2 separate regions of the Homo sapiens genome follow, and region 2 is linked to region 1. A link is an interaction called in ENCODE POLR2A ChIA-PET data of the cell type or tissue named here. Cell type or tissue: A673. All regions are shown on one strand. Links, peaks and the distances in the headings refer to the core of each region. The heading gives the core; the rest is flanking DNA. Region 1 has its middle 490 kb from the start of LINC01493. Region 2 overlaps LRRC4C (leucine rich repeat containing 4C).

Evidence for each region. ChIA-PET counts read pairs that join two places held together with the same protein. Peaks named below come from ENCODE experiments on the same cell type or tissue, not always from the same donor. Only the 100,000 strongest peaks of a DNase experiment are listed, where the experiment ranks them.
Region 2: POLR2A ChIA-PET joins it to region 1 with 5 read pairs; 1 of 35 experiments calls an interaction of 5 or more read pairs at or near these places.

The regions. Positions count from the first base shown.
Region 1 is chr11:39,136,178-39,149,289 of GRCh38, reverse strand. No RefSeq gene overlaps it. Among named protein-coding and RNA genes, the nearest start is that of LINC01493, 490 kb to the right of the region's middle. In A673, for the core only: no CTCF peak of the experiment used is centred there; DNase peaks (open chromatin) are centred at 9,019 and 9,529; H3K27ac peaks cover 2,460 bases.
Region 2 is chr11:40,162,155-40,175,266 of GRCh38, reverse strand. The region is part of intron 5 of LRRC4C (leucine rich repeat containing 4C); the gene reads left to right. Among named protein-coding and RNA genes, the nearest start is that of LRRC4C, 1.3 Mb to the left of the region's middle. In A673, for the core only: a CTCF peak has its summit at 7,260; a DNase peak (open chromatin) is centred at 6,566.

The sequences.
Region 1 (13,112 bases), core at 2,472-10,471:
GGGTGGTCCAAAGATACTGGGAGTCAGGAACTAGAGTAAAAACCTTAGAAGTTGACCTGGTTTTCTATGGTACTGCAGCTGAGCTAACACTCAAAACACAGCAGGCACTCCTTCCCACTCTTCTCTCCCCTTTCCAAAGGCAGAGAAGTTTACCCTGTAGCCACTGCCACCCTAGGCCATAGGTGTACTGCTGGATTGCCTCTGATGTTCCCTTAAGGCCCAAGGGCTCTTAAGTCAGCTTATAGTAAATGATGCCTGGTCTTGGACTCACTCTTCAAGGTCGAAAAGGTATAGGAGTCAGGAAGTCTTTGCCACTGGATACTATACTTATTTTTTTGGTGTTCTGGAACATAAGGTATCAATAAGCATTCCTAATTATCTCTCAATATAAAATGAAATGCATAAAAATCTCCTTATAAAGTTATGCTAATTATTACATAAGCTTCCTTGTTGTACCTGCTTCTCAGTTTCTTGAGAATCATCAGCCATCACCTCCAGTGATCAAGTAAGAAATATCCAAATAACCAATATCTCTGACAGGTATTACAGTAGACTTAAAAACCTGAGGTTTATTTATTTTGCTCACAGATGATGGATATTGGAAACTTCATTAATTCTTAAGAGGCCAGAAAAAAATGTATTATTGCTTTCAGGTACATAGGAGCTAAAAGTTTTCAAACATCAATGAGCTTCAGAATATATATCAAGATAAAATCAATGTCTTTTAGGTAAATCTCCATTATGCATTTACAGTAGTGAGTGTTTTTTTCTAAGTGTGCCTTTAAATCTTCCAATTCTAACTAAAATGCATTACATTCTGTATGGTAAGCTTTCTCCTAAGAGTTAAATTACGGCATGTATTGAATTTAGCTCTGAAATGGGAGGACAAAAATTGATTAGAGGGCTGTCTTATCAAGAAAGATTAAAGCGAGTACATATTTATAACTAAGTTGAAGGGGAAGTAGGTTAATTTGTACATGTATTTGAATAGGGCAAATGTCAGAGTAAAGAGGAATTATTTATTTTGGTACAAGGTATTATGTAGCTCAGAATATTGGGATAAAATATAGAAAGAGATATTCTGGTAAAATTTGAACTGTAAGATAGATGTAGTCTTTGTAGGAAAGTAGTAAAACTAAAATGGACTGGCCTACTTTTAAGAAATGTGTTAACTTTACTCAAGGAGTGGGAAGAAACCAGATGATGTGTTATGCTTTTTATCTCTACTGTTTTTACAACATTTTTTTCGGGGTGTGAGGGGACTTTGAAAAACTTCTGAGACTCTGTTCATTTTTGATTTTAAGTAAGATACATCCACCAACAAAAATAATAATATTAACAAGTTACCTGTGGAAGACCTACTATTACTTGAATTGCAATGCAATTGCATTAATTAAATTGCATCAAATACTTTGGTATAAAAATACTAATATCTGAATTTAAATTAAGTGAATTTAAATTGAGTAAATTTTAAAATGTTTGCTACGTACTCCCTAAAAGAAAGAAAAAATAAATAATAATAACAACAAACGTAATCCCAACGACAGCCGTTATAATGACAGCAAAAATAATTTTAATTCTAGTATGTCCTGTAGTGAGCCAAGTGTGAGACGTGAATTGGCTGCACTCTCGTTGGTCTCGTTTCATGGACTTCCCACAAAATAATTACTGTGTATTAGTCTGTGTTAGTCTAGTGTTAAAAACAAGTAATTTTCATGTACTATAGCTTGTAAATAAAAGCTAAGAGCTGTATCTGGTGTGTAATTGAAGAAATGAAGATCTCTCCTACAATGGAGGGAAAGTAGTCTGTGTTAGACATACTGACATGGTAAAAGAATTTTGTAGCGTGCTTTTGTTCTACAGACAATTATGCCTTAAATTTTGACTTTGGAACTTAACCCCTGTATAAGATGCAACTCCACTCTACTCCAGTTAACTCTTTTGATTCTCATATCATGAGGTAGACACTTTCAGTGACTCTGTTTATGACAGGAAAATTAAGGAATATAGAAGTTGCATAATTTGACCAAGACCAAATTAGTAATCCTGTAAATGGTAGAAACACTATTTAAATCAAAACTGTTTAAAGTCCAAGTTTGTGTTCTTATACACTTCCATATAGTCCAAGTTAGTGATCTACAAACGTAGAGTATATCAAAATCACCCAAAGGCAGTGTTACATATCACTTCTCCACTGTGCATTCAGTGGTGTTACATTTGCAACTTGAAATTGGCATAGTGGGGGTATTTGCACCCCAGAAATAGGTAAACACTACAAATCAGAGCCTTTCTTCTTCTTAAAAAGACATTGCTAGGGCCACCACAGAGTTTCCTACTCAATAGGTCTTAAGTGGGTCCCAATAATTTATATTTCTTAGAGGCCCTAGGTGATACTGTTGCTGGTATCTGAGACCACACTTTGAGTACCACTAATCTTAATCATTTTTCTCCATATATAAACAGGTTTATTACAAGCATTGAATAATGCAGTAAGATACTATGTATTAATAAAATCATATTTATGTTGGCCTTTAATTGGATATTAATATTTCATCAAATTGTAAGAGACTAGAAAAATTTAAACTCATATAGGAAAAAATGTAAAATTTCATTTTTAATATATATGTTAAGTGAAATGTACAGTCTTTTTTTCTAACTATGACAATTTCTACATAAATTGGAGTAAGCTTTCACATAAATCTGAAAAAGGTAACCTATATTTTTCTATAGACTCAAAAAACAAAACTAAGTTAATACCTGAACTTAATGCACTAGTTCTTAGGAGCTTTAAGAGGAAGCATAACATGTAGTCTCAGCAGTTTTAATATTCATAAGAATTATGTTCTTGATTTTATATGTAAGCTTATTGGTTTTATTTGTTTCAATTTTACTTGTTTAAAGTCAGGGATTCATTTCTATACAATATTCTTGAGTCTATCCTTAGAATTATTTATCTCAAAATGCTTAATCTACTGACAAAAAGGGCAAAATTAATGGTGTGGATGATAGTATAGTAAACATTAATTGTAAAATATTTGGGTGAATTATTATTTGAAATATTTAAAGACATAATTTATAACTGCCATTTAAATCCTGACTCAATTTTTTTTTGCATTTATTATTGATTGATCCTTTACTAAAATAATAATTTATTGAATAATATTTGAAAATCATTTAAGGCCGGGCGCAGTGGCTCACGCCTGTAATCCCAGCACTTTGGGAGGCTGAGGGGGGTGGATCACGAGGTCTGGAGATTGAGACATCCTGGCTAACACGGTGAAACCCCGTCTCTACTAAAAATACAAAAAAATTAGGCGAGGTGGCAGGTGCCTGTAGTCTCAGCTACTAGGGAGGCTGAGGCAGGAGAATGGCGTGAACCTGGGAGGCGGAGCTTGCAATGACATGAGATGGCGCCACTGCACTCCAGCCTGGGGGACAGAGCAAGACTCCATCTCAAAAAAAAAAAAAAAAAAGAAAAAAGAAAAAAGAAAATCATTTAAATAATAAACTTTTAAGGAAAATATTTGGAAGGTTATAAACAGATGGTATATCGGGTACTATTAATATCTTCTAGGTCAAAATGTAAACAGGATATTTGGTTCTGTAGTGAGAGAGAGAGTTTGTATATTTTAAAGCCAAAATATTCAAGATAAGTTCTTTGGATCCTGTCTTCTGTGCGTTAGGACCACCATGTTGCCAACCTCCAAGGGGATTACATTGTACACACAGGCAACAAACACTGAGTTGGCAAAATTGCAGCCCTGCCATACATTTTTTAGTTAAATACAGTTATTGGAATTGGTCCTAGAAGATGGTTTATAACTGTTAAAGCCATTTGCATCAAGTACCTTTTCAATGTTAAATTTAGCTCTTTCATTCTGAGGCTCAAAATCCTGCTTACTACACACTTGTCATGTATCCATGCTTATTGTAACATAATTGATATCGTCACAGGCTTAGATAATTAGGACATTAGAACTATGGTCTAGTTTGAGATTTACTTACTAATATTGCCTACTTGTTTTCTTCTTGATTAGTAGATCTATAAGTATCTTTCAGGGGGTGCTAAGTAAGTCATTCTTTTCAAAAACAGTACCTCTTCAGAGAAATTGATGTAATGTTTCCAGTCTTCATGGTCAAATCATGTTTAACAGCTCTGTTTTCAGCTCCACCAGTCACCTGCATTGCAAAACATCATAAAACAGTTAAACTTCTTTTGGTGACAAGAGATGAATAAAATATCTTAGCTCTTGGTTCCAAAGGCACAACATGATACAAGTTGGCAAGGAAGACAGAGGCATTGCTTTTTGGCTCCAAATAGCTTCATTGCTGGCTGCTGTAAAAGAAGTATGTTTTCAGCAGGCAGAAATTGACAGGAATACATAAGCTATTTTGGCAAGCACTTTTGCTTTTGGTCTTTTCCAGCTGATGCGCCAAGATGATGAAAGGCCCCAAACAAATTAACAATATTTTGTTTCTTCCTTTCAACCTTACAGCCAATAGAAATACAGTACAATTTGAAAAAAGATTAAAAGATGGAAAAAACAATGACTAAAAGGAATAACTGAGAGCATGATGGGAACTTTGAAGCAGCTTATTCCACTTGATACAGTGGAAAAATAATTAAACATTTGTTTATTAAATGCTCACTATATTCTGGCATTGGTCAGATAACAAGTTGAATCAGAAGCTTTTGTTCTAATGAAGAGACAGGGCCCATTACCAGATACTTAGTGTAAGGAATGATGTAGTAATAATATAAACAAATATCAAGGGGTACATAGGACCTGGTCTGTCTCCACACGTATCCTATATTGTTGCATAATATTGGGCAAATCATTTCATTTCATAATATCGGCAAATCATTTCATTTCATTTCTTGCAAATCATTTCATTTCTTTTGATTTTTTCATCCCTGTTGCACTGAATGCTGGCTGGAAGAAAATGCAAAACGTCTCAAATTTTGTGTTTAGCTGAGCGAGAAACTTATCTCCCTTCTGAACTGTAAGGCGTGGGTGTAGAATGAAGTCATCAAAACCAGTACCCACAACACTCGTCGGAAAAAAAAAAAGAAAGAAAGAAGTATAGGTCAATGGGAGGTACTAGAAACATTGATCAAATGTAGAGTATACGTCCCAACTGAATGTGTTACAATTTTTTAAAAATAAAGCATTGTAGAGGTGGGGACAAACATGAACCAAACACACGTGTGCACAAACACACACACACATAGTTGTCAATGAAATCTCACTTGAATCTTACAGAATAAATAATATAAGGAGGAGGAAGGCATAGTGGATTTAGAATTTAAGTTCAGCTTTGAACATTAGTATTTACAAAATCATAGAGGAACAGAAAATGTTATTCTAAAATGAGGCGTATGACCGATAAGTATATCATTTCAGAGACTCAAATATTCACTTGAAATAAAAAAAAATTTGAGAAGTCTGGACAAGAAAATCCAGATACAGTAGCTTGAAATAAGTTTAAAAACATAGATCAGCTAATTTTTGTATTTTTGTAGAGACAGGGTTTCACGATGTTGGCCAGGCTGGTCTTGACCTCTGACCTCAAGTGATCTGCCCACCTTGGCCTCCCAAAGTGGCAGGATTACAGGAATGAGCCACCACACCCAGCTGTGGTGGCATGTGCCATAATCCCAGCTGCTCCGGAGGCTGAGGCAGGAGAATCGCTTGAACCCAGTAGATGGAGGTTGCAGAGAGCCGAGATCACGCCACTGCACTCCAGCCTCGGCAACAGAAGGAGACTCCGTCTCCAAAAAAACAAAAACAAAACAGAAGAAGAAGAACAACAAAATATATATATATATATATATATATATATATATGTATATATATAGCTACACATAGATTGGTTTGAAATTTTATTGAAACTATTAACATGAACTTTAAATTCCTGGAATGTATTGAGAATACAGGAGATGAGATGACTGGTAACATTGTTTCATAAAAGTGACAACTTAGATCTACATTATTTGTCCAGATGCTTTTCTTCTATTAAAGTGAGTATGCATTCAATATTTTTCTTAAATCAAAGCCAGTAAATGAAATTTGGTATTCTCTTATTCTGTATGTTTATATTATTTTAGGCTTTATAGGACTTGAACTAAAGTAGAAAACTATTTAGTATGGCTTGAAGAAAATTCTGCCTCATAGAAGGGAGCTAGAGGTGAGAAAGACTTGAAGTTGATTTTTGATCTCCAAATACATGCTTTTGCTTTTCGGCATTAAAAAAACTATTTTATATGTATGAGCCTTTTTCTTTTATATATAATGTAAACTGTATCTCATAATATTGAAAGTGAGACCTGTTAAAAGTTTCATATTTTTTAAAGATGCATTTTGAAGCTTTTGTTCAATACAAAAAATTAAAAATTCACAAATAATTTCATTGGCCATATTTCAAATTACAGTCAGTTTGTCAAAAGAACTTATTCAGCATATTAGCTTCTAATATTTGAAGAGCTGGGAAATCTACCATATTTAATTTATATTTAAGAAAATTGTTTTTTAATTATTGCTTTCCTCCTGTTCCATTACCATGTCTGAGAAGTTTAATTATCAATAGTCTCAGACTTGCTGATTTATTATTAACATCCAGATATGTTTTTATTCAACCTGGTAACTGTTGTTAGTTATTAAATGAAAAACAAATAAATTATATTAATTAGGAATAAAAACTAATTGAAGGGATACATTAGAATCTAAAAATGTAATATCAAAAGCAAACACATTCAGAGACTGAATTTAATTAAAGACTTAAAAGTCAACAAATAAATCTGTTCTGAATGCCAACTACTTTGCTGCACCTCTACTATTACCATCTGGTTCATACGTCATGACCCTGCTCCTGGACTATGTCAATAGTTCCTTAAATGGTCTTGCTGCTTTCTAGTTCTTCTGTGATCCATTCTCTAAACAGCTATTGCTTTGTGGTCCAACCATAGTGATTTTCTTTCCATTACCTAAACATTTAAAGATCCCTTTCGTATAGCACCTGCTGGTCCTCTCTTGGGATGCTGCACCACCACACACTCGCAGGCTTGGCTCTTTCTTACCAGCCTCCTTTCTGCTCATGGGTCATCACCTCTGCGAGGCTTCCCTGACCATTACAATTAATGTAGCTGCGAACCAAATGCACACCCTCTCATATGTCTGTTTTTCTTTAGAGAATATTAATTTCATGAGACTTCCCTGTCTTATTTACTATTGTATTTCCAGTGTCTAAAACATTGCTGGAATATAGAAGACTCTCAAAACTGTTTACTAAATAAAGGAAAACTCTAATTGAGGAAAATCGTAGAAAGTGGTTAATTTTATGAGATTTAAAAGATTTACTGATTATGATTATTAACTAGCAACATTTTAAATTTAGAAGAGACAAAGTACAACTGGAACAGTCTTTTTAAACTTCTTTTTACCTTAGAATGTGCAGATTATAAAAATATTAAAAATAATTATTTTGATTAATTAACACATGAAATGACTTGGAAACATTCCTAGAACATTATGACTAGATTCATATTGGAATTAAATAATTTTTCAAGTTTTCAATATCTGTATATATAATATTCTGATAACTATAAAAAGAGTAAAGTGCTCTTATTCTTTCATTTTCTTCCTAATTTCTGTTTGAATAATTAAATGTCATTTTGCCTATTTTTATGATAAGTTCTACTTGGGTATATGATAAAATGACCCATTTTCATTTGATTATGTAACTGTTTTAGAAAATTTATTTTAAATAACAAGAATATTTACTATAATGAATATAATTAATATACATTTGTTAGGTCAAAGGAATCTTCTGCAGGCCATTTTCTGAGTGCATCTTTCCTCTCTTTTATTAATGGTTCATATTGGACAATTTGTTAAAATATGGAAATTGAGGAGATACATTAGAAAGGTCAACAAAAATATAAACAGTCTTAAGTTTCCAGGTGACATAAAACATAGTGATTTGAGTAAGGCCTAGAAGTTATAAGGCTCTGTGTTTTTTTTCTCCAAATGTTATTTAAATAGAGTAAGTGATTTTTATAGTTCTCTTCGTTCTTCCATTAGTTTATAATTTAAAACCCTGTGATTAAATATTTCAAACATTAGCATTTTCAGAGTATAAAATGTATAAATGCAAATTATTTGTATTGCCAATGAATTTTTAACTTTCAGAACTGTAAATTCTCCCAAAGTTGGGGATGCTGGGAACCATGAGGATACTGTCACTACTTCATCTCGGCACATATTCCACTTGCTTTCACTACAACTCTCTGTTTATTTTTAATGAAATCTGTAGTGCCTCTAAAATGTGTACTTTGCATTTGATATGCTTTCTCAACATTAGCTCATTAATCTTCTAGCCTTTCTAACAAGTCATAGAAAAGTGAGTCTATTCCAAGTGCAAAAATCCACAGAATAAATTTAGCATTAAGTTGTTTGTGACTGAAAGCCATAGAAATTATGGTAGTAATTAGAAATGGTATAAGAAATGCTCTGTATCCTTTTTTCCTACATTTTCTTTTTCTCTTCCTGTCTTTCTCGTATTATTTTTTCAACATTTATCTTTTAGACAGTAAGTATAGTAAGAGGAATGAGTTGATATTGACTAGTAATTATAGTAGCATACTTTTTATTTAATTTTTCTCTATAAATTTACATTCTCTGCTTAAATTCTCCATCTCATCCTTCAGTATATTGACCTCTCATGCTCTATTATATTATTTTAGTCACAGTTATTTTAATGTTCTGGTTTAATAACTGTAAACTGCGAGGACATTAGAGGCTTTGGATCTTGTTATCTTCCTCTAGAAGGGATTCACTTCAAGTTCTTTAGTCTCCTAGGACTGAATTGTTCTCAAGGCCTCTCAGCCATGGCAGTTGTGATGTCCAATTTCTTTCTCTTCTGTCTGGCACAGTTCAGTCTAGAGATTCTGCTCATCTTGTCAGTTCCCTCAGCAATCATTTTTAGTTAGCAGATGCCACAGCAAGAGGAGTTTAGTGTTATTTTAATGTCTCTGTATTTCTCTCCTACATACCTCCTCAGATTTTGACTGCATGAGAAGCTCTCAGGATTCTTCAAATTTTTTTTTTGTATGTCGCTAGCATTGGTTTGATACAATCTCACTTATCACATTCAGAAATAATTTATAAAAAATATAGTATACTTATTTAGTAGTATTTATAATATTTAATAATTTTAGTATTTAGTAATTGAGTAGTATTTGTAGGAATAAGATTTTAAAATAACAACAATATTTCTTATACCATTATTTGAGAAGTCTTTATGTAAGAATCAAACTGTTACAGCATGTGCTCAAAAACTGACTACTTTGTAATCTAAGATGAAAGGTGTAGAGTCAAATGAATAACGTTTTGGGGACAGCTTTTGACTGAGCACATGATTTTAGTTGGATCAATTAACTGTTCTCAGCCTCAGATCATCCTTTTGTAGGAAATCAACTTTTTCAGTCTCACTTCCTCTATGAATAAAGATTATCTGATAAATGAGAAAACCCGCTGAGATCCGCAGAAAGAGGGTACAATGTAAAAGTAAAACATTGTTTTGTAAAAGGAGCTGTCTCAGTAAGGGATTGCTTTATTGAGCAATCTGAACTAATTGTGATAACCTCAAAGGGTAGTAAAATACACTGATCTATGCCACCAACACTGCTATATTAGCAGATCTAGAAAGGGTGAGCAGAGATAGTAGGGAATGAGATCACAGACTTAAAAGAGTACAGTAATGGTGTGGGTATAGATTATATAGAAGTTTTTTAGGCCACCGTGTGGACTTTGCTATTTAGAGTCAGTTAGGAAGCCAAATTAAGGTTGTAAGAAGAGGAATGTCATGATTAGATTTTCTTTTAAAATATTTCTTATATGGCTGCAATATTCTGAATAGATTAACGAGAAGTAATGACAGAAACTGAAGGGGCAATAAGAAACTTATACAATAATTTTTGCTTATCTCTTTTATTCTGTCAGGAAGGTAAATGTTTGTGAGAAGCCCACTAATAGATCATACCTCAGGCTCAGTTGGCCAGGATTGAGTTATTGCTTACTCCTGAGCTGCAAGTGTATCTAAGAAAGGAGATATCTGGTATTGTCTGTGGATATAGTGGAAGACAGACTCTGCTGGCAAAAAAAAAAAAAAAAGGGAGAAATAGCCATTGGTTAGGCAATGAATAATGCTTTTCATGGTGATATTTAGGCTTAGAGCATTACGAATGCCTTGAAGCTATTAGGTAGGATATTAAATTGATGAAGTTATTTGAGAATAGCCTTTCTGACTGTTCCAGAAAAATGGACCAGTGGTGAGCAAGACAAGAAGTAAGGAATCCAATTAGAAAGATCTTGCCGTAATTCAGAAGACACATGATAGCATATGAAAGTGGCCTGGGATTGACTGAATGTGAGAGCTGAGGGTCATGGAGAGGAAGCATCAATGATGTTGCTCACACTAGATTTCTAGATTGGACAAATGGTTATAATATGTTGCCATTATTGACACTTGTGCTTTTGTTTTGAAGGGGAGCAAGTTTGGGAAGGAAATGATGAGATTAGCTGTGATTATGCTGAGTTTAGATGTGCCGGGAAAAAAATCTAAATAATAATATGAAATAAGCAAATCTGAAGCACAAGAAAAATATTAAAGCTAAAAATATATATTTTAGAGTTACATACATGCTGATAATTCTGGCCAAATTATAAAATAGTTAATCCAGAAAAAACTAAGATTGAATCAAGATGGTGTTGTGAACAAACACTTTCACTCTCCTGTCCTATATGCAAAGAAGGGACAGCGAGAGTGAGGCAAATAGCAGATAAAGGGAGGTTCAAAAATAAAATATGTAACGGAAGAATATTTGTGATGAATTGGAAATGTTCAGTCTCAGACTATAAAGAGCATATAAAATATAATCTTTAGAAATATATAGTTTTCTTTTCTTTGGAAGATAGTGGATTAGAGGCTTTTGTATGTCTCAGCCACGTGGAAACAGGAAAATAGCACATAAAAATGAACTCTGAGAGTGTTAATTCAAGAAGAAAGACAATAATTCACCAGAATAGCCAAGGACAACCCAGACCCTGGAGAGGAGAAGGTGGGCAAGCAGTCCCTGTTATGGCTTTTGGCTGATAAATATATGAGTGAAGCCCCACTACGTGAGAGGGTTAGTTACTCTCCCTCTATGTCTCTCCTTTCCTCTGGGGATCTGTGCAACCCAGGCCAAGGGAGAGCACCACTTTTCTCTCAAGCCCTGGAGCTAACTTGGGGAGAGGCAGACAGAGGGAAAGACACTGGGAAAAGCTGCAGGCATTTTCCCAGACCTAGGGCTGAGAAGAGGATGTCATTTTAAACCTAGTCTCATAGAAAATCAGATAAGGAGTGGGAGAGAGGCAGATACCACTCCCCTGGAAATCTAATCCTCACCACAGTTTACCCCTAAGGAAGGAGGGAGTGCAGCCTCCCAAAGCTCTTTTGGGTCAAAGAAAACATGAACATGGTGCCAGGTATTGAATGTAGCAGCACAAAAGCCCTGGAATAGACATGTAGGATGGATGACCCCTGCAATGGGGACATCTCTTGCCTCCATTCCCCTCTTCAGTGCACTGTTGTAGACTCAGCAGTGGCCCAGTTAGGGCCTGAGGAGTATGAGCTGAAAGAAACTACTTCTCGGCCAAGCACAGTGGCTCACACCTGTAATCCCAGCACTTTGGGAGGTTGAGGCAGGTGGATCACCTGAGGTCAGTAGTTCGAGACCAGCCTAACCAACATGGAGAAACCCCATATATACCAAAAATACAAAATTAGCCAGGTGTGGTGGTGCATGCCTGTAATCCCAGCTACTGAGAAGGCTGAGGCAGGAGGAGAATTCCTTGAACCCGGGAGGCGAATGTTGTGGTGAGCTGAGATCGTGCCATTACACTCCATCCTGGGCAACAAGAGTGAAACTCAGTCTAAAAAAAAAAAAAAGAAGAAGAAGAAGAAAAGAAAAAGAAATCAGTTCTCAGGATTTTTTAGCCTCTCCAACCCCAATGAAGGTGAACACATGCTGAGAGAGGACACTTTTTATGCTCTCCATTGCCTCGGCCACCACCCCTATCTGTTAGCTCTTATTCTTAAGTGCCATCTGCTAAACTATAGCCTGAAATATACCACCAAACAAAAATACATCACTGCAATAAGAAACATCTGAGAAAGCCACTGCATGAATCTATCTGCAGCCAAGGAACCTGTATGGAGCCTCAGCACCTTGAAAGCACTCAAAAATAAAGCCAATTGATTATATGCAACATATATCACGGTCATGCCATCAAGAGTAAAAAGAATAAAAAATAAAGAAGTACCACTGAAATTAAAAAAAATAAAAACAAACAAAAAAAGTCTCCGAATCATCAGCTCCCTGAGATGAGAAGGAATTGGCACAAGAACTGAATGTCAGAGTTTCTCATCACCTCAAAATAATACCACTAGCTCCCAAGCAATGAATCTAAATCAGAACAAAATGTCTGGAATGACAGATATAGAACTCAGAATATGGATGACAAGGAAACTCAACTAGATTCAAGAGAAAGTTGAAATTCAACTCAAAGAAGCCAGAAAAATTATCCAAGACTTGAAAGGCAACAGAACTATATTAAGCTATATTAAGATGGAACCAAACAGAAACTTCTAGAATTGAAAATTTTCCTATAAGAACTTCAAAATTCGGTTGGAAGTCTTAACAACAGGCAAGACCAAACAGAAGAAGGAATTTCAGAGCTCAGAGTTTGATCCTTTAAATTAACCCAGTCAGACAAAAGTTAAAAAAAAAAAGAATTTAAAAAACAAACAGCTTTTGAGAAATATTGGTTAATGTAAAGTGACAACATTTACTACTTATTGGCTTTCCCGAGAAAGAAGATAAAGTAAGCAACTTTGAAAACATATTTGAGTATATAATTCAGGAAAATTTCCACATTCTTGCTAGAGAGGTCAACATGCAGACATAAGAAATCCATAGAACTCCTGCAAGATAATATACAAGATGACCATCCCCAGGTCACATAGTCATTAGAGTATCCAAGGTTGATGTAAAGAAAAAAAAAAAAACT
Region 2 (13,112 bases), core at 2,905-10,904, 1.0 Mb before region 1:
ACAACTTTGTGAATTCTCTTTTAGTGATGAATTTAGTCAGTGACATTAAGTCCTTTCTTTTATGAGCCAACAGCATCAGGTAAGGTTAACACAATCAAATCTATTATGCAACCACTGCTTCGTGATGTTAGTACTCAACATAGACAAGATGCAATGTTTTGAAAGCTGATAAGCTGATATTATCTTACATGGTAATGGTAGAGCTAGATGTATTCATGTAGTCTCTCTTTCTAACTATATTCTAGATCATCAATCTGTTTCTCGCTTTTTACATAATTACTGCTGCAAGTTATAATGGAAGGAAAGGAGATTTGTAGTTGAAATTTGTGGGTTTAGCACCATTTCTATCACAGAATAGCTCTGTGACTTTAATCAAAGCATGTGACCGCAGTTCCCTCCACTTCAAAATAGAAATATTACTTATAACTATTTGACCTGTCCCCTGGGAGAAGCAAGTGAAATAATTAGTAGGAAAATACTGTATCAACCATAATGCAATAAAAAATCCATTGGTTATTGTTACTACTATTGCACTTTTTTCTTTGTCTTCATGAACTGTATTGTCTTGTGGTCAAACTCCACACTGCTGCTATGGTTATAGTGTAGGAAACAAATGTTAAAAAACCAAACAAACATAAAAGCACAAATGGGACTGTTTCTATGGCTACTTCAGAAATATGGTTCGATGCAGAAAAATAATAACGCACACATATGCACAGGTGCACACACGGTACTGAGACAATACTGCCTTTAGAGTCATGATCAATGGTAGATGTTCATAGCCTTCTAACAGTCTTGAGTGATAATTTTAAGAAGGAATCTCTTATGTTCCTTTAGGATTCTAATCAGTTATATAGGGATTGATAACAGCTGTGGGGATTTGGCTTCTACTTGTTAAAGTTACTCCTGATCTTCAATTTAATTTAAATCAGTGAAGACTAGTTCAGTGGTCAAGGCCAGCAGAAGTAAAAATAGGTTTACTTTGTGTGTGAGTCAAATAATTGATTTGAGATGTGTATTCTTCGCATAACACAAGGCATCAGTCTTGTCCATCAATTCTGTGACCAGCAGACTCTTCCAATAATAAATACGATATTATCTAGCATGTATTTCATTTTTAATGTGGTTCATGCAGCGTGCTAACACCATGCATGCATTATCTCTTAATTTTCTCATCAACATTTTAGTGTGTATACCGTTGTTCCTCAATTAGGTGGGGCTTTTGAAAAAGCTGGAGCTTAGAAAAGAAGGTAACTTATACAAGGTTGGTTCAAGTTTGCACATTGGTAAGTTAAACGGGCCTGAACTTTAGGGGTCTCTGCCTCCAGAACCTATACTTTTTTAACTACAATACCTTGTTGCTTCCCAACTTAGAGGTAACACAGTTTACCAACATAAGTATTCATTGAATACCTTGGTTTAGAAATACCTGCAATCAAGTTTCTCATCATCTATAACTGACTCAAATCATGACACCTGTATAGAGCCAGAGACAGAAACTATGTACTATTTTTACTATGTTTCTTATTCAAAGAATCCTTTGCTTCCCCCTTCTTCCTAGGGGATGGCACTGACGTTTTACAGGTATGATCATCTAGGCACTAAGTAAGATCCACTGAGATTTTGTTTCCATAATAATGTATAGACCTTTATAGGTAGTCTCAGATTGAATTGTACTCTTCAGAAGGATTGGGCTTAAAGGATGCATAGACAAGTACAAGCAATGAAGTAAACCAACAAAACAAAGGGCAATAGTTGGAGGTATTTGTGTTCATTATCTTTTAAGCTTCATGAATGCTCCCATTCAATTCTATCATTCATTCATTTATTGTATATATTTTGAGCATCAATTTCTCTGTCTAGCATTCTCCCAAATCCAGGTCACATGGCATACAACCAGACATGCAGGTCTTTGCCTCTTGGGGAGTTTGCATTCTAGTGTGGAAAGTGATCTATAGCAGTAAACCAAAGAAGTGGTTGCAGCTGTGACAAGTGCTGCAACAAAAATGAAAACATAGCATTAATTTCTTAGGGCTGTCATTGCCAAGTGCCACAAACTAGGTGAGTTTAAACAACAAAAATGTATTGCCTCACAGTTCTGGAGGGTACAAATTCAAAGTCAAGGTGCCATCAGAGCCGTGTACTCTCTGACCACTCTAGTGAAGAATTCTTCCTTGTTTTCTTCTAGCTTCTGGCATTTGATGGCAGTCCTTGGCCAATTATCTTGGCTTGTAGATGTACTGCTTCAGTCTCATGACTGCCGTCTCTTTACTTGTCTTCACTTGATCTTCCTCTGTGCATGTCTGTCTTTGTGTACATATTTCCACTTGTTGTAAGGAGATCAGTCATTTTTGATTACAGCCTACCCTAATAACCAAATTTTAACCTGATTACTTCTATAAAAATTCTATTACAGTAAGGCTAAATTTGGAGGCCCTGGGACTTAAGGCTTTAATACATCTTTTTGAGGGCACACATTTCAACCTATAACACAGAGCATTATGAATCGAGAGTGATGGTGCCATTAAATGAGGTGACACAGTCATGGATAGAAGGTCCCTCTGCCCCTTTACTTCAGAAACTGTTGCACCTAAGACTTGAATAACTAGGAGACAGGTATATGTCAGTTGAAGGAAAGGGAGTTTCAAGCAGAAGGAACAATGACAGACAGCAAATGCCATGAAACAGAAACAAACTGAGGAGCATGGGAAGAATGGGAGGGTAAAAAGGGAGCATAAAAATTATAATCTTAAAAAAAAAAGAATTTGGATTTATTTCATAAATCCACTTAGGAAGTGGAATAGGAAATGCTAGAGGGAGTTAATCGAGGGAATGATAGTGATCTGATTGACTTTTCAAAAACCATTCTGGCTGTTCTGTGGGGACAGGATAGTGAAGGGAGAGGAATGGTGTAGGATTAGTCAGTAGGAATACTGCTAAAGTCATCTAGGAGAGTGATTTAGACTAGAATAGTAATAGTGTATGTCTTAGTCCATTTGTGCTACTATAACAAAATAACCTAAGACTGGGTGATTTATAAATAACAGAATGTTCTCACAGTTCTGGAGACTGGGAATTCCAAGATCAAGTTGTGTCTGGTGAGGACTATTCCTGATAGATGGCAATAGATGGTGCCATCTAGGTTTTCTCAAACGACAGAAGAGCAAAAAAGTGAAGAAACATTATGTCCTCACATGGCTAAAAAGCAGAAGAAAGCAAACGGACTCCTTTCAGTCCTTTTTTTTGTTTGGAGACGGAGTCTAACTCTGTTGCCCAGGCCGGAGTGCAGTGGTGCAATCTCAGCTTACGGCAACCTCCACCTCCTGAGTTCAATTCTCCTGCTTCAGCCTCCCAAGTCGCTTTTATAAAGCACTAATATATTCATAAGAGGAATGATCATGTGGGGAAACAGACTTTCAGGCCAACGTTTTGCTGCATGGTGGTACGGAAAGATAATTTTGACAAAGTCTGTGTAGGACCACTGGTAACCTTGGCTAAATTATACTATAACGAATAGCAACCTACTTCAGCTGATTAGATTAAATTAGATCGGTTGGGGGGGTCGGATTAAATTAGATTAAGCACAAGCTCCTTCTGCCGCATATAGTGTATGAATCAGCCTAGGAGATTACCTGTTAGTTTCCTCTCTTTATTTCTAGGAGATCATTTCTATGCTTATAAAGACCCCTTTTTTATGTGGTATATGACATAAGAATATCAATAACACATGAAAATTTTTACTAATATTGGGTGTTGATTGGGTGCCAAACACAATGTAAACCATTTTAATACATTGCCTCATTTAATTAGTATATTTAGCAAACAATCCTGCCCTATCTACAGGGGTTTCTAGATGGTTCCAGTTATTGCTAGGGTTTTTGTTCATAAATTTTTGCCTCCTTTTCCACATTCTAATATCTTAATCTTGTAAAGCCAAGTTTAATGCTGAAGCGTGATTTTATTTTATGCATTCAGTAAAAGATAACCACATGCAGAAAGAACAAATATCAAGACTGTAGAAATAAGTTTCTTACCAAGTTTGATTGTTAAAATCATTATGAAACTACCAAACAATAAAAAATTCCTAAAGCAATCCTTGAAATACCTTTTTTTATGAGTTTTTCATTTTTTTCCATTTTTTAGCTTGTATAATGGTCTGTTCTTTTTAATATAAGGTATTGTTACGTTTCTTAACTGAAAAGTCTAATTCAGCCTTTTCCAAAATTGGTTTTAGGAAGCATAATTTCCCTCACTGTAAATGCTCTGGATAAAGGGAGCCTTGATCTACTTCCTCGCTACATATTATATGCCTTCCCATCTTAAACACTGGTAGAATTTATTAGCGTGTAAAAGGCTCTGAGAAGTGCTACTTTAACGTGTAGTCTCCCAAAAGTTTGTAATCACAGGCATTCTCTTTGGATTAGATCTAATGCATTGTAAAGAGAAATATTCTCACTTTATTTCTTGCTCATGTGTTGGAAGGATGAGGTAAGCCTGAGATTTCTAAAGGCAGAAGTGTAAATTCACAGGTAAACTCTCACCTGATGAAGTTAGAATGTCTCCTTTCTCCTACCTTGGATTCCTAATGTTTTGGCTACAAAAAGATTTTACAATCCTTGGATTTCTCAAGATTTGAGCAAGACATTAGCATTCTTTTTGTTGTACCCTAGAGATATTTGTGAATGTCTTCCATTCTCCATCTCACTCTCTTTTATTATCTTTTTCTTCCCTCTCTGGTTATTTCTAGATTTTTTTTTTCTCTCTTTCTCTCTTAATGTAGCGTCACTGTGAGGCACATGCCCCTTCATTCACTGTGCAGTGAGTATCTTACTTTCACCAAAGATGTAATTTGGAGGCCTTGATTTAAAATAGGCACTGCAGATGTTTTCACCGAGTGAGCCCTTTACAGGACCTCCTTGGATGCACAAGGTTCTCTGCCTTTTTGTTTACCACGGGAGCATAGTTAGCATCCAAGTTAATGTGCAACTCTGACTACACTAGAACAAAGCAGGGAGTGGGTGATGAGTCATTAGGTAAAATGCTTTTATGTTCTTTTAACCATTCATATGTGTGTATTGGGTTATAGAAAAATATACACAAATATTCATATGCAGAATCCCACTCACATGCACACTCCCTTTTTGTAACATTCTAGTACTATTATCACCCACAGTTAAAATAGAACTCTGTGTTTTAATAACATCACAGATTTGTGCTTTATCTGGGATCACTATATATTATTGTAAAGCCAAGCTAGTACTACCATTGTTCCCTTTACTCAAAAGAAATTAAACCTGTCTCGTAACTAAAAGCCTAGCTTTATCTTGTGTTTGCAAAAGGAAGACCAATTGAAAACTTCCCAAATTAGCATTCTAGTAATACAGCAATAATTAATGTTAGGGGTTGGCTTCAGACAAAATGACCTACCCTTATATATAATTAGTGCTAATAAGAAATCGTGTGAATTGTGAATTGTAAAAGTGATGTTGCATTTTCTATCTCTCTTTTTTTAAGTGGAATACTAGACTTGGTACGAGGGTTATGGAGTAAGATCTAGAATAGATCATAGCTTACAACCCTTTACAATGAAAATGGAAATGAAATCTCAACTGACAGGCATGTGCCTTGTCTTTCCCAACAATAAACATAGCATTTTGAGCAGGTGTTATGAAATCAAAGTATTATATTGCAAATCTGTGCATATATATAGTTGTACTATACTCATATTTATATACCTACTAAAATATAAAATGTGTTATGGTGAAAACTTGCTAAGTAATTACATAAATTTGTCTCAAGTTATCTTGATACCCTGAGATTGACTCACTCTCTACCCCAAAAATATTTATACCTCAAAAATTTCACATGCTATAAGAATTGAACCCCTGGGCTGAGTTTTAAAATAATATATACACATGTATGAGTGTCTTGCATCCTTCCCTGGTCCAGAATTTCACCCTGATAGAATAATGTTGAAATTATTTTCTATAGAAAGAATTGTCCACACTGTGACTGGCAAATGAACTAGTTAACAGGATCCATGAACTCCTTCAGAATACTAGGTTCCTATTTAAAGCTTACCGTATCCCAGAAAAATAAGTCTCAATAATATATATTCTTAGAACCTCATATACATGCATGTATGTTTATGAATTTATATGTCAATGAGAGTGCATACTCATTCGTTTTTAAAGCAATCATGAGTTAAAATGCTCCGTTGCAAAGTTATTTTATAAAACTCAAGGGTTAGAATTGCTTATGCAATAATTAGAAGGAAAAAAAAACTAAAGTAAAGACTGGGACATGGGGTGACTCTAGTCTATTCCCTTATAAGAGGAAACATGAAGGCGATGGCTTTTCATTAAAATGGAACCAGTGTGTTGGGGCAGCACTGATTTGATTTTTGCCTACCTGCCCTACTCAGAAATTATAGATTTAAAAGATATGATTAACAGAAAATGAAAGATTCTCCTTGATTCTTAGTTATGTAAAGGATTTCCTGTTACTTTCCTCTGCCAGCCCAGATTTCTCAGCTGGTGTGGAGCCTTTTAAGTTGTGTTTTCACACCACATGAGTCAGTGGCATTAATTAGCAAAGCAGGACTGTGATCATTAACTCTGATGTGAGGTTTCTCTTCCCCATCTGACCCTTCATAAAGCAGGACCATGTGGCTGAGATAAAGGCAGGGAGCCTTTGTGCTCTGTGCTGCTAGCTTCAGTCAGCTCAAAGGAAGCCTCTTGCATACTGTGGAGATTTTTCAGGTTTCTTTTCTTCTATTTAATGTGACCAATCCACACAGATGTGAAGTGGATTCATTGACTTGAAGCATCAGGAGGTTTGGACGCAAACTAGAGCAAATCTGAACGAACCCTTCTTTACTCAGCTCAAAACCATGTCTACTATTTTGGTCAGTGTGCAACCCTACCCAGAACCCCTTTTCTTTATGTGCTTTGCCACCTGAATCCAATCTAAATGGCTTCTCAAAAATGTTAGTCTTATAATAAACCTGAACATTTTGTCCCTCTGAACAGACCTTCTTCCACCATCTTTTGGTCCCCATTTGATTTTGCCAAGATCCTCAGAATAACCTCTGCCCCTTAGTTAAACAGTTTTATCTCCAATTATGTTCCCTCTTTGGTTTCCTTATTTCACATCTCCTTTCCTACTAGCAGTGGGATAGTTTTTTTGTTTTGTTTTGTTTTTTTGTTTTTTGTTTGTTTGTTTGAGACAGAGTTTTGCTCTGTTGCCAGGCTGGAGTGCAGTGGCGCCATCTAGGCTCACTGCAACCTCCGCCTCCCAGGTTCAAGCAATTCTCCTGCCTCAGCCTCCCCGGTAGCTGGGATTACAGGCTTGTGCCACCACGACTGGCTAATTTTGTATTTTTAGTAGAGGCAGGGTTTCTCCATGTTGGTCAGGCTGGTCTTGAACTCATGACCTCAGGTGATCCACCTGCCTCGGCCTCCCAAAGTGCTGGGATGACTCTAGTCTATTCCCTTATAAGGGTGAGTAGGTTTGAAGTGAAATGGCCCTACCACAAGAGACTTCCTTTTTCTACCCTGCCTTAATCTCAATATCAAAAGAGCTCTAGGCTTAAGCCTCACCCTACCCTTTGCTCACCCCTGTATTTATTCTATACCACTCTTCTCTCCACCCTCCAGAGAACTTTCTGTCATAGAATAGCATCACTAGTGATTTCTATGGATAAAAAATCCCAAAGTGGAAAACTGAGAACTACCGAGGCCTGCCTTCTGCTGGTGGCTTTTTAATTTTTTTCTTGCTGCCTTGTATTAGTGACTAATGTTCACGTTGACACATTTACCCAAACATAAAATCACATGATTACAAACATCTTAGCTGGAGTTAATTAAATCAAGGGGTATAAATATAGCTATTAATTACTATCTTCATCCCATTATTTTGAGACTATGCAAATGAACAATATTTTCCATTCTGCATCTTCACTGGTACACAGAGCTACCACTCACTACATCTGCTACAAGGTTACCAAGAAAAGTGGTCGAAACAGAGGCTATGTATTTTCAAGAAACTCCAATTTTGGACAACCTAAGCTTTTTGTATGGTGGAAGCAATTTGCAGAATTCTAGGCTACACAGTGTGGAAAGTCCTAGGTCTTCTGGCAAATGTCCAGGAGTGATAAGGCCAACGGTCAGGATTACTCATAATATACATTGGAAGTGCTTTAATTGTACTCCGGGATTCCCTTATTAAAATGCCTTTCACTTAACTAATGTAGAATCAATGCTGGTCATAATCTAGACACGGGGAGTCATAATTTAGACACAGGCTTTATGAACTTATATCATGGGCCCCTTAAAGCAATAATTTTGACTCCTTTTAACTGTGACTCAGAATAAAATGTACATGTTACATCTCTACCCATATAAACATATATATGGATGTTTATATCACAAAACAGTATACAGTATATAATGCACTCCAATATTTTCTGTTCTAGTCTTTTTCATTTTATTTAATACAGGTTACAATCTATAAATTGATTACATGACCAACTAGTAGTCATTACCCAGAGTTTGACAACTATTTTTTTTTAAAGAGCTGCAGTGATGAGCTTGTTTAAATCATGTCTAAATGCATTCTCCTATTCGATCATCATAGTTGCCTGATACTATGTGAGGCTTTAAAAAATTATATTTATGTGAAATATTCTAATAAAAAATCACACATATCAGAAGCATATGTGTTCATGACATTTCACAAATTGAACACAGTTAACCAGCACACACAGTAGGAAACTGACAATGCCTCTTCTCCTTAGACTCTCTTCCAGTAACTGCCCGCTCCTCAAGGATAACTACTATCCTGACATCAAAGAGTGTAGATTAAGATCATGTTTGCTGGTTCATATACTATATATAAATTATATGAGATTTCTTTGTATCAAGCTTCTTTTGTCTATATTTGTGAAATTCATTCGTATTTTTGTAAGGCTACAGAATGCTCATTCTCCAGCTATATGGTATTCCATTGGTGCAAATACCACAGTGTATCTGTTCATTGAATGGGGATTGGGACACTTCTAGTTTTAGGCTAGTTCTCATTTCAGTTTAGTCTGTTAGGACTACATAGTGCTGCTATAAACATTCTAATGTACATTTGGAACATATGTACACATTTGTACTGGTTATAGATACCTACGACAGCAATTGCTGGGTCATATGGCATGAATATGATCAACTTTATTAAAGAGAGCCAAACAGTTTTCTAAAATGGTTGTACCAGTTTACACTTCTACTAGCAGTGAGATAGTTTTCTTTTTGTTTTTTGTTTGTTTGTTTTTTTGAGACAGAGTTTCGCTCTCCTTGCCCGGGCTGGAGTGCAATGGCACCATCTTGGCTCACTGCAACCTCCGCCTCCCAGTTTCAAGCAATTCTCCTGCCTCAGCCTCCCCAGTAGCTGGGATTACAAGCATGCACCACCACGCCCGGCTAATTTTGTATTTTTAGTAGAGACAGGGTTCCTCCATGTTGGTCAGGCTGGTCTTGAACTCCCGACCTCAGGTGATCCACCCACCTTGGCCTCCCAAAGAGCTGGGATTACAGGCGTGAGCCACCATGCCCGGTATGTTCTTAAGATCTAATTCATTTTATATAGGGAAAATTAAGACTCAGAACTGAAGCAGGTTACCAAAGTCACAGAACTAACATATCACAGAATTAGAACTAAAACCAGATTGCAGAGTCCAAAATCAGTGGATTTTTTGTCGTTGTTTTTCTGTATTGTGTTTTTCTCTCTACTCCTCACTAATTTTTATAAAAGCCTTTGAAGAGGATAATTTGTGTTTTCTTCATCTCCTTCAAGCCTTTTGTACACACAGACAAACAGACGCATAAACATAGACACATACACACACTCTGCCACTCATATAGATGCACACACAAACTCCCACAACACACATACACATATAAAAACAAATACAAAGGCACACACACAAATTCTCAGATACACAGAGACATAGAAACGGATACATATAGATACAGACATGCGAATATATATACATATATGTGTATACACACTTATAAAAATAGAGACACGTGCAGACATATGCAAACACAAAGCAAGATAAATACACACAAATACAATTATACACCTAGTTGTATGTCATATTTGTTTCATATGCTATCATGCTTTTGTCAAGATAATTAAGTTCCTTGAGGATATATTCATATGACCCATGGTTCTTCAATAAATACCAATCTGTATAATTATCCTGAGATTTTATTTTTACATTTTTAAGATTCCTGGATAAAAGCAATTATACTTCAATTTGGTAACATGTCCTGAGCTTAGTTACCAGATGGATGTCAATTTTAAACTTCTGTTTAAATAAACTCTATTGATACATAATAATTGTACCAATTTATGGGGTGCATATGATATATTGATACATGCATACATGGTGTAATGATCAAATCAGGGTATTTAGGATTTCCATCACCTCAAACATTTTTCACTTATTTGTATTGGGAACATTTCACATCTTCTCTTTTAGCTATTTTGAAATATAGAATCGTCCCCGACCCCCTTCCCTGCCTCTGGTATCTATCATTCTACTCTCTACCTCCATGAGATTAACTTTCTTATCTCTTACATATTAGAAAGAACATGGAATATTTGTCTTTCTAGTGCTGTCTAAGTGTTAGTCACAGTGATATCCAGTTCCATTTATGTTGCTGCAAATGACAGGATTTGGCTGGGCACGGTGGCTCACACCTGTAATCCCTGCACATTGGGAGGCTGAGGTGGGCAGATCACCTGAGGTCAGGAGACCAGCCTGGCCAACATAGTGAAGCCCCATCTCTACTAAAAATACAAAAAATTAGCCGGGCATAGTGGTGCATGCCTGTAATCCCAGCTATTCTTGGAAGCTGAGGCAGGAGAATCACTTGAACCCGTGAGGTGGAGGTTGCAGTGAGCCGATATTCTCTTTTATGGCTGGATAATATTCCATTGTGTATGTTTCCCACATTTAAAAAATTCATTCATCCATTGATGAGCTTCTTAACAGCATCTACTGGACATTCTTGTGTTAAGCTTAAGTAATTATTGGCAGAATTCAGTTCCTGATGGCTTAAGACTGAGGTCCTAGCTTTTTTGCTGGCTGTCAGGCCACATACTCAGCTCTTAGAGGATACTCAGAGTTCTTTGACACATGACCCTCTCACAACCACATGGAAGCTAAGTTTTTCAAAGCCAGCAGGAGAATCTCTTGCTACAATGTGCTAACATAGTCTTATATAAAAATTATTTTATCATATGTGCAACTTCCCATCATCTTTGCTGTGTAATGCAACCCAATCAAGGGAGTTTATATTTGTTTATGTTATAGAAACAAATTATAATCCCACCACTTTTGCAATTTTTTGCAAAAGCAAAAAAAAGCAAGTTATAAATCCTTATAACTTGCTTTTGCAAAAGCAAGTTATAAATCCTATTCATACTCAGTGGGAGGATTATATAAGGGTGTGGCTCAGGGTCATCTTAGAATTCTGCCTACTGTACTTAGCTTGGGAATTCTCTTTCGTGTGGTATTTCTAACCAGGTACCATACTTGCTATTATGTTATTATAATCAATTTCTATTCATAGGATAGACTGACTCTAGAAGCAGCTTATAGTCCAATTCATACATAACAATATATTGCAATTCAGAATATATACATACTCATACATATACACAAATATATATAAATAATTATTTTTAGTTTCACATTCCATCATAAAATTAAAATCAGCCATGGTTCCATTTACACACTTGATACCTTGCCAGCAAATGTCTTCATAGTCTAGATATTTTGCAACCCGGTGATTCCTGTAAGGGAGAGTTTTATTACCTTACTGTCATTCAGACATTGAAGGAGGTGGTGACTTCTTTTGAAATGCAGCATACTTTGTTCTAAACCCTCTGAAAGACAGGCAATCTTTACTAAGATCAAACCTTCAAGATAATGTGAAACTATCTTTCTCTCTGGGCTGTATTAAAAATTTGATTGAAAATTTATCAGAAACTTTTAATGGATATTAATGTTCTTACACACGGTATGGTGGATAGGGTATGGATAGGATGCACTGTGCTTTCTGGGAAACGTTCCAAGCAATGGCTTAAGGGGACCACTATGAGGAATTTTCTTGCTTGGCTCTGTGACAAATGGCATGCCTGCTTAATCAAGACTAGGTGCAATATGGTTGCTGCCCTTTAACAAAACTATAATAGAAGATAAGAGACAAAAGAGATATGTAGTAGAGGTGGTTAGAGGGATAATGAAGCTTATAGATGAGGTGAGATGGCAAATGAGAACATTCCATCCAGAAAGGCTGAGAGTTGAGAGTTAAATCCTATCTCATGAAAATGATCACTAAACAGGTGCTTAGAAGTACAAGTTAAAGTGCCTCATTGTTGTATTTGGACAGCCTGAATAAGAAACTTGGCTTTGCTACTTATCAACTATGCTAACTTTGACTGAGTTATTAAACCTTATTAAGTTACCATTTCCTTAGCATCTGGGAGGATACAAATCACATACCTTACGTAAAGTTTGTTATAGTACTTGGCCCTAATAAACACAACAACAAAACAAGGAAACAAGCGGATGAACACTGAGCTACAAAGCGACGAAACATTTGCAGATTTCTTTATGTACCTTACCATCTAACGGGGAGGTGGAGAGTACTATACAAGTGAAAGAAAAGTTGCAGAGTGATCTCCCAAATTCCAGAGTCATGGCAGAAATCTCAGTCATCAAGAGAGGTGCTTTCTTCTTCTCTCACCCTGGGTGAGAGGCAAACAGGTGCTTGCTTGTTCTCTTACCCAGGGTCTAGAGGAAGCAATTTATTTATTTATCTGTTTCATCTATATCTCTTTCTCTAATTCTGTGTCAAAATTATTAAAATCCATTTTTATTTAACCTTTGCACCAAAGAAAAATGCCAAAATGTTTGAGCGTTTGCAGCTGTGATGCCTATGAGCTAATGAAGGTCAAGCAGACTAAGTCCCTGTGGAGAGACAACAAAGCTGGCACCGGAAATGATGTCTGGCTTGTTATAACGGTCAGTCTTTTTTTTTTTTTCTTCTGGA